Regions from separate parts of the Homo sapiens genome. Here region 1 is linked to region 2. Evidence: chromatin contacts called from ENCODE Hi-C or POLR2A ChIA-PET data. All regions are on one chromosome and are shown on one strand. Each heading gives the region's core, a stretch centred on a gene start or an enhancer-like site at or near the end of the contact. The rest is flanking DNA. Distances are from core to core; before and after follow the strand shown.

Evidence for each region. A loop is a pair of places that touch in the nucleus more often than their neighbours do. ChIA-PET counts read pairs that join two places held with the same protein, here RNA polymerase II (POLR2A). Pooled maps may share reads with other maps.
Region 1: a pooled map shows a loop between it and region 2 (2.0-fold over the local background). The contact joins two enhancer-like sites. A Hi-C loop is called at or near these places in 1 of 50 pooled maps. POLR2A ChIA-PET finds 5 or more read pairs at or near these places in 5 of 52 experiments (A549, H1, HEK293 and 2 more).

The regions. Positions count from the first base shown.
Region 1 is chr4:41,145,285-41,149,829 of GRCh38, reverse strand. All of the region lies in intron 1 of APBB2 (amyloid beta precursor protein binding family B member 2), which reads left to right. Among named protein-coding and RNA genes, the nearest start is that of APBB2, 67 kb to the left of the region's middle. Within about 2 kb of position 2,974, at least 16 of the 41 ENCODE cell types and tissues checked have a DNase peak (open chromatin) inside an H3K27ac peak, as active enhancers do.
Region 2 is chr4:41,026,915-41,031,303 of GRCh38, reverse strand. The region is part of intron 5 of APBB2 (amyloid beta precursor protein binding family B member 2); the gene reads left to right. Among named protein-coding and RNA genes, the nearest start is that of APBB2, 190 kb to the left of the region's middle. Within about 2 kb of position 2,508, at least 3 of the 41 ENCODE cell types and tissues checked have a DNase peak (open chromatin) inside an H3K27ac peak, as active enhancers do.

The sequences.
Region 1 (4,545 bases), core at 1,725-4,224, 120 kb before region 2:
TCGTGAGACTTACTCACTATCATGAGAACAGCATGGGAAAAACTTGCCCCCATGATTCAGTGATTCAGTTACCGCCCACTGGGTCCCTGCCATGACACATGGGGATTATGAGAGCTACAATTCAAGATGAGATTTGGGTGGGGACACAGTCAAATCGTATTACCCCAGGTTTGGGAACCCTTGCTCTGGAGTTGAGTAACATCTTGGTCACTTTTACCCAGATATTCATTCTTTTTATGCAGTATTTTGAACATTGGCTTTTAGTGTTGTTGAGTGCATGGATTTTCAGATTATTAGAGATTAATGTGTAGATCTTAACGCCTGTGCCTTCCCTTCTCCTTCTTTCTCCCCCCTTTCCTCAGCCCTTTCCCCTGCATCCCATATTGAATTTTTTGTACAGCAGGGCTGACATGTCCTGCATAGCTTAGTTCTCAGGACTTTTAATTAAATAAAAATTTTTTTTAAAAAAGAAACTTTGCTAAGACAGACTTTTGGCATGTTAAAGTTGAACTTGAGTTTAGTTTCTAAAATAATTTAATTTTTTTTTAATCTTTAAAATAATGACTACAGGAAATACTTCTAAAATAATTGATATTCCCCGTGGTAAAACTGGGGTTATTACTGGATGAATTTCAGCATGTGTTCTTTTTTCCTGGGGTGAAAAAAAAGTGTTGGGGAGTGTTCCATTGTATGCCAAAACACATAAATTGTAATCCCTCAAACCTCAGAGCGCCCTTCATATGGTGGTAGTTATTTGGTATATTGTAAAATGTGGCCTGGAGATTAAAATAAGAAATAAAATATTTTACTATATACGGATCAGTTAGAATATTCCTTTTAACACTTTTGCATGGATACTTTGGTTAAAATAAATCATTGTATTGAAGCAGACGTAGCATTGCTGCTCGTTTCTATTTCCTATATGTATTTTATATTTCCTACAGATGAAGAATGACCAAAATGTCAGCCCCATTAAAGCAGAAATTTTTTTTTAGTGCCAGTCTCCATCACCTAGAATGGTACCTGATACATAGTGATTGCTCGCTAAAAAAATGTACTAAATGAATGAGCTAACAAGCAACCAAAATTAAAAATGACACTATCACTTTTCACTGATAAACTTCCTTCCAGAAGTATTGGGAACGTCACAATACCTGGTGTTTGTCTGGAATTCCGATTAGGTGCCGCCTGCATGTTCCTTTAGCCCCCTGAGCCTTCCCACAGATCACAGCTTCCCTTAGAGTCAGTCCGTGCAGAAAGAGCTGTGTCTTAGTGTTCATGGTTGTATTGGTAATGCCACATCTAGCAGCATAGTGGTTTCTTAGTAAATATTTGTTGGATGAATATAGTGCTTTATAGTTTCAATAATGCTTTCATATTCAGTTTGAATGGTTGACAGCTCCATGAAGTTGGCTAATAGTATCATCCTAGTTTTATAGATGATGGAACAGAGGTTAAAGAGGCTGTTAGTTATCCTTGGGTCATAAGTAGCAGACCTGGAACCACAACCTCTAAATCTGTTAATTTCTTCATCCCTTGTTTCAGAACAGCTTTAAAAACATTAGTGAACCTATTAATTAATTAATATTCGCCTTCCCCTAGTTGAAATCCTACAGGGAAAGTTATTACATGAACCCTTTTCCAAACTGCCCTAAGGTTATCAGTCACAGACTTTGTTGGATGCCAGTTTCGGTTTTCATAGTAGTTCTTTTTTGGTTACCTGTGATAGATTCTTTTTGAAAGAAAATTTTTTTTTAACGAACCCTCATTCTTTCAAACAATTTATATTCTTCTTTCCCAGACATTTTAACCTGTAAATTTATCAATACTGTAAATCTAATTTTTATAATAAAAATATTCCAATACTTTTTTTTAAGTAAGTTAATGCAGTAAATCAATGGTTCCCAAAATTAAACAAATTTTCACAGCCCTAGAGGAGTGGGCTCCAGTGTGTTCCTTCTTGCCTTGTCTGCCTGGTCATTTTGACATAGAAATTTCAGCTGTGTTGAATTGGCTTGGTGGATATTTCTGGAATCAGGCTTGAAAAGGAGAGACCTTCCCTGTGACATTAGTAAAAACAAAAAAGTCTGAGTCATGTGGATCACCTGAGGTCAGGAGTTTGAGGCCAGCCTGGCCAACATGGTGAAACCTGTCTCTACTAAAACTACAAAATTAGCCAGGTGTGGTGGTGCGCGCCTGTAATCCCAGCTGCTTGGGTGGCTGAGGCAGGAGAATCGCTTGAACCCAGGAGGTGGAGGTTACAGTGAGCTGAGATTGTGCCACTGCACTCCAGCCTGGGAGACAAGAGGGAAACTCCTCATTTAAAAAAAAAAAAAAAAAAAAAAAAAGCTGGCCAAACATTGAAGATCCTCAAATGGTGGCAGTGTCTGGGTGCACATTTTGCCAGATCCATTCACGGAGGCCAAAGACCAACTGACATATGACCAAGGTTTTGAATAAAAAAGGATTTCACAATCTATGAATCAAATCCAGTTCTCATTTCTGTTTAGTCTTCTGTTGAGAAAAATAACTTGGTGACTTCAGTAAGCTTTAATCTACTTTGTGATTCTTGGGTTAGAGGTTATTTTATCAGACTGCTACATTTAAACTTACCCTCATTATCTTACAAATGACTTTAAGGTGTTACTGGAACAATACTCACCACAAAGCTATGATTTCATTGTGAAATACCAACAAGACCCTGATTCCGTTTGCCTGCTGCAGACATTAATGTTTACTGTTAGAACTGAGGCATCAAAGGGAATAAATAAACTGCTGACATTGTGTTGCCTTCAGGATCCGTCACGGGAATATATGGTAGGGGTTTGAGAAGTGGTTTTGGGTGGAGAAAAAGCATTTTCTTTTTTCACCCAGCGCCTGACTTCTCAGTTGAGGCGGGACAGAGCCATTGTGTTTGTTCGGGCTCTCGCAAAGCCAGATCACATCAGCCCGGGCCGCGGCTTTATGCGCAGCCTCACAGTTCATGCCTTTGTTGCCCTGATGCACAGTCGGGAAAGGATGACGAGAAGGGAGCTCAGTAAAGACCTTTCAGGGATTGTTTCTGAGTTTGTCATTGCCACCTGTCCTCCTCTCTCCCCTGGCTTTTCAGACTATTCCCATTTTGTGAGACTCCTGGGTTTCTGATTGGTGTGGCGTGGATACCATAGGTAGATGTAACACAAAAAGTGGAAGTAAACAATGTTTCAAAGAAATAATCTTGAAGAAGAGAGAAAAAAGCCTGCTCTTACTCCAAGGCTGTGTGGACATAAGCGATGAAGGATTAGGATTATTTTAATTATTAGTGACTGTATTGTTTTCTTTATTTCTTTTTTTTCTGAGACGGGGTCTTGTTCTCTTGCCCAGGCTGGAGTGCAGTGGTGAGACCTCAGCTCACTGCAGCCTCAACCGCCCAGGATCAAGCAATCCTCCCACTTCAGCCTTCTGAATAGCTGGACCACAGGCATGTGCCATCATGCCCGGGTTTTTTTTTTTTTTTTTTTTTTTTTGAGACAGTCTTACTCTGTTGCCCAGGCTGGAGTACAGTGCTGCTATCTTAGCTCACTGTAATCTCCTCCTCCTGGGTTCAAGTGATCCTCCTGCCTCAGCCACCTGAGTAGCTGGAATTAGAGGCGTGTGCCACCATGCCTTGCTAATTTATGTATTTTTAGAAGTGAAAGGGTTTTGGCATGTTGGCCAGGCTGGTCTTGAACTCCTGGCCTCAAGTTATCTGCCTGCTTCAGCCTCCCAGAGTGCTAGGATTACAGGCATGAGTCACCATGTTGGATAAATATTTAAAATTTTTTGTAGAGATAGGGTCTCACTATGTTGCCCAGGCTGGTCTCGAACTCCTGGGCTCAAGCAATCCACTTGTCTTGGCCTCCCAAAGTGCTAGGATTACAAGTATGAGTCACCGTGCCTGGCATCTCTTAATTTTTGAAACCACTAATGTCTTTCCCTTAAGACTTGGGTCATTTTGGAAGTAAGAGGCCAGACTTGATGCCTTCAGACATTTATTATTTCTAACACTGGTGCATGCATCTTTCCTGTCTCTCACAGGTGGCTTGGTGCAAGTGTAGTTTTATCTTGTTGAAAGCCTTTTGTTCTTCTTTGAACAGTGGGACTGTAGTGTTATCAACAGGGCCAGTGCTAGGACCAGAAAGCTTTCGGTGTGATAGGCAGTTTCTGTTCAGGACACCTGCTGCCCAAGCACAGTGCACTCATTGTTTCTTCAGTTGAACATGTTCTAGGCAGAGCTGTGTCTTTTTTAGCCTAGGATTGAGTCTTCACTTTTTCTCCTGCATGCGTTTCATTTTTGGTAGAATAAATTTCTGTCTTCTTCTTCTGGTTTTGCTGGTATGAATTTAATACCTGCACGTGATTTGTACAAAGTTTATTTCCAAGAGTTCATGCTGAAATGTCATAGTGGTGGAAAGAGCACTTGGTCAAAGTGGAGGCAAATGGTCTGGACTCTCATTCCTGCTTTGCTGGCTGTGTGGCTGAGGGAAAGACATTTTACCTCTCTGGGCACGGGCTTATTAGAGCAAT
Region 2 (4,389 bases), core at 1,259-3,758:
GAGCTGTGACTACAGGGACATCTTTTAAAAACAAACATGCCAGAATTTATTTATTTATTTATTTATTTAAATTTTTTTTGAGACAGAGTCTTGCTCTGACACCCAGGCTGGAGTGCAGTGGCACAATCTTGGTTCACTGCAACCTTTGCCTCCCAGGTTCAAGCGATTCTCCTGCCTCAGGCTCCCGAGTAACTGGGATTACAGGCATGTGCCATGATGCCCAGCTAATTTTTGTAATTTTAGTAAAGACAGGGTTTCACCATGTTGGCCAGGCTGGTCTTGAACTCCTGGCCTCAAGTGATCTGCCCGCCTCGGCCTCTCAAAGTGGTAGGATTACAGGTGTGAGTCACCACGCCCTGCCAAACATACCAGAATTTATACCATTGTCTGCCTCTGAAACTCCTATTGGCCCTTCACGATTCAGCTCAGGAGTGCCTTCTGAGCAGGCCTTAGCCCATGATATCAAGTAATTACCCTATTTTAAGGATCCTGTTATTGTTTAACATTTTTTCCCTTTCAGAATGGATTTGGGGCCCAGCTTATCAGTAGTAACTCAAGAAAATATGTGACATTTCTTTATAGCTCACCTACTTTTTTTTCACCTAAACCAATATTCTCAAGCTGGATCATCATCAGGCTTGCCCGTAAGTCTAGAGCTCTATTAAAAAAAAATTATCTTTGAAAGTCACTGAGGCTTTATTAAAGAATGGAAACAGCTTAGAAATTGAGCAGGGAAGAGAGCTAGGTGTAGTGGTGCATACCTGTAGCTCCAGCTACTTGGGAGTCTGAGGCGGCAGGAGGATCGCTTGAGCCCAGGAATTTGAGGCTGTAGTGCATGATGACTGTGCCTGTGAATGCACTCCAGCCTGGGCAACATAGTGAGACCCTGTCCCTTAAAGTAAAAAAGAAATTGAACAGAGAAAATGACCTTGGAATATAATTTCCAAAGTTGACTACTCCAAAGGTCTTAATTCTTACTTGAATATACACATTCTGCTTGTGCTTCCTAAATAACTGACCATCACATCTGCCAGGTGTTATGTTGGGAATGGCAAGCTTTCCCCCATCTGGAATGCCTTTTTCTTTCTTGTCCACTGCTGGGCTCCTTTCCACCCTTCAAGATCCGGCTCAGCTCTTCTTTTTGTTTTGAGATGGAGTCTAGCTCTGTCGCCCAGGCTGGAGTGCGGTGGTGCGACCTCAGCTCACTGCAACCTTCGCCCCCCGGGTTCAAGTGATTCTCCTGCCTCAGCCTCCCGAGTAGCTGGGACTACAGGCATGTGCCACCATGCCCGGCTAATTTTTTGTATTTTTAGTAGAGACGGGATTTCACTGTGTTAGCCAGGATGGCCTTGATCTTCTGACCTCGTGATCCGCCTGCCTCAGCCTCCCAAAGTGCTAGGATTACAGGCATGAACCACCGCGCCCAGCCAGCTCTTCTTTTTGTGGGAAGCCTTCCCTGAACCTCTCTCCTCATCCCTAACATGGTGTTCTCATAAGACCCTCTGCCAACTTCAGCCATTGTGAGTTTGTGTAATCTGATTTTCTGCCAAATCTGATTTTCTTTTTTAGAAAATAACATTTCTTACTTATTTTTTATAATCGACAAATAAAACATGTATATGTTTATTGTGTACAACATGTTGTTTTGAAATGTGTATACATTGTGGAATGGCTAAATCAAGCTCGTTAAGATTGAGTTTATTAAAAAGTATGTGATACATCTGTCTTAAATCTCAGTTCCACTTCAAACATTGAACAGAGTGAGTCCTCAGGCAGTTAAGTTTAATGGGACACAAGAAACCCTCAAGTGGGTAAGATCTGATTGTATCTGACACTCTGCATCAGCAGTGTGACATTGCTCGCCTAGTTAGAATATTCTGAGGTTCAAATCCTCCCATCTCCCTGGCCCGGTGACCCAAGCTGCCTTATTGATAACTTTTGCCTCTTTTGTTCACAGAGTTCTTATCATTTTTGTCACATTGAAGGTTTCCTTTCATGAGTAGTTTCGGGAAGCCAGCTTTATTTAGCTTCTCCCTCCTAAAAGGAAAAGAAAAATCAGAGTTTATTTCATTTCCTTAATATTTTGTAATCTAGTTCAAACAGTGACATTCCTCAGGGTAGGTTTCACTATTAACTCCTCAGTGGAAATGAAATTGTATAGCAGAAAAATAAAAATGAAGCAAATGTGAAGTTTCATTCAAGCATGGGGCAAACATTGGTCTTCCTTTGGCCCATTTATCAACCCTGGGCCCGTTTGTCAGTTTCCAATTTTATAAGCATGTCGCGGGAGTAAAGGGAGAGCAGCAGGTTATTGAAGAGAGAAGTTCTTGTCATTACTCACAAACTCTTTCTTTGACAAAAGGCTAAAGGTCTTAGAAAAGGGAAAAGGAGGAGGGGGAAAGCCAGGTTTAACCACAGGATGCAGCACAGGTTTGTATTAGGATGTGGTCCGAGTTACAGGGCCAGTAGGCCTGGTTGTATCTGTGCTGGGGCCTTTGTGGCTGGGATCGAGAGAAGCTGGGCAAGTCATGAAATTAGAGTGATCCTGGCTTATCCAGTTTTGTTTAGGTTTCATAAAAAATACTTTGTGTATTAACGAGGGCTCTTTTAGTTGCAAAACAGAGAAAACCTAGCTCCAAGTGGCTTAGGCAAAATAAACACATAAATCTATCGACCTGAGAAGTCCAGCAGTATCATATTTCAGGCATGTCTTATTTTAGGGATTCAGTCATTAGGGCTTGCACATTTTCTCTCTGTCTCTTGGCTTCGCTTTCTTTGGTACAGTCATGCTGGGCAGGTTATCTCCTCATGGTGACCCCTTGAAGCTCTAGGCTTATATCTTCTAGTTCAAGAAAAAGAGAAAACAGAGCACCACTCTTACCTTCTGGCAAGTCTCATGGTTGGCTTCATGTGGGTCATAAGCTTTTCCTTGAACCAGCCACTAGAGCCCTGGGGATTTGCTACTGTGATTGGCTGTGCCTTGGCCATGTGCCCCCTGAAATAAGGAGTACAATCATCTCTGCCTGAAACACATGGGCCTAATCCCTAGAGTGTGCGCTCTGCGCTCCATAGGTATCTTTACTTTGTTGGTTTTGTTCACTGCTATATCCTCAGCACTTAGAAGCATATATGGCATGGAGTAGTGCACAAAAAATATCTGTTGAATGATTGAATGGGTGTAGGGGAAGGCTGATTCCCCTAGAAAATTTGCGAGGCTTTTAACAGAAAAGGAGGAAACACGTGCCAGGCTATAATAGATGTTCCTTCATCATGCATGCAGGAGAGCAATGACAGCAGTAATATTAGCTCTTGTCACACTCTTAAATCTGAACTTATACCCACCTCTGGATTAGGAATCGATCCTCTTGAATTGATGTTGGAGCTTCATAAATCACACTCAACATAGCATGATGAATAGACGTGGAGGGGATGGCAGAATCACTGGGGGACCCATCCACCTGCCAGGAATCCAAGAGAACCACCTTTATGCTAAAGACTAACCCTCATTGTTACTGGCATTTTGGTTATTCATTCCTCATTTAGTTTTGCTTATTTTGTTCACTGCTGTGTTCTTGGCCTTGGTATACATAGTAGGCTCTTGGTACATATTTAATGAATTAATGAGGAAATGAATTAAGGAGTCAAAAAACATTTATTGAGTCTTATTACATGCTAGACTTTATAATAAAAGGAACTGGAAATTCTGGAAAATGAAAGGGAAATGAAAAGCATAGCCCCAGTGAAATACCATTTCACACCAACTAGGATGGCTATAATAAAAAAGACAATAACAAGTGTTGGCAAGGATGTGGAGAATTTAGAAGCCTTATACACTGTTGGAGGGAATGGAAAATGGTACAGTGGCTTTGTACTACAGTCTGGGAGTTCTTGAAAATGTTATATATATATATATATATATATATATATATATATATATATGTAACAATATGTTTATAAAAATATAAAAATGTGTGTGTGTATGTACAAAAAAGTTACTGTACTCAGCAGTTCCACTCCTGAGTACACACCCAAGACAATTGAAAATGTGTTACTGAAACACCAGGGGTTCAGTCTAGGTCCTGCTGCTCACTGCACAGAAAGCCAGATCACTGAGAGGGCAGGTATTGCTAAGGAAGAAGGCTTTAATCGGGTGCTGCAGCTGAGAAGATAGGAGCTCAGTCTGAAATCCATCTCCCTGACCAACTAAAACTAAGGTTTTATATAGTAGGGAAGAAATGAAACAAACTGTAACAAAACAGGATCTAGGTAGGAGCAAGGAAGCAATTAGGATGAATGAGGGTTCCCCCATCTCATTGTCTGGATGCAATGATCTGGTGAGTTTCAGTTCTTTGATACTTTTTTTTTGAGAGACCTGAAGGTCATTTCCTG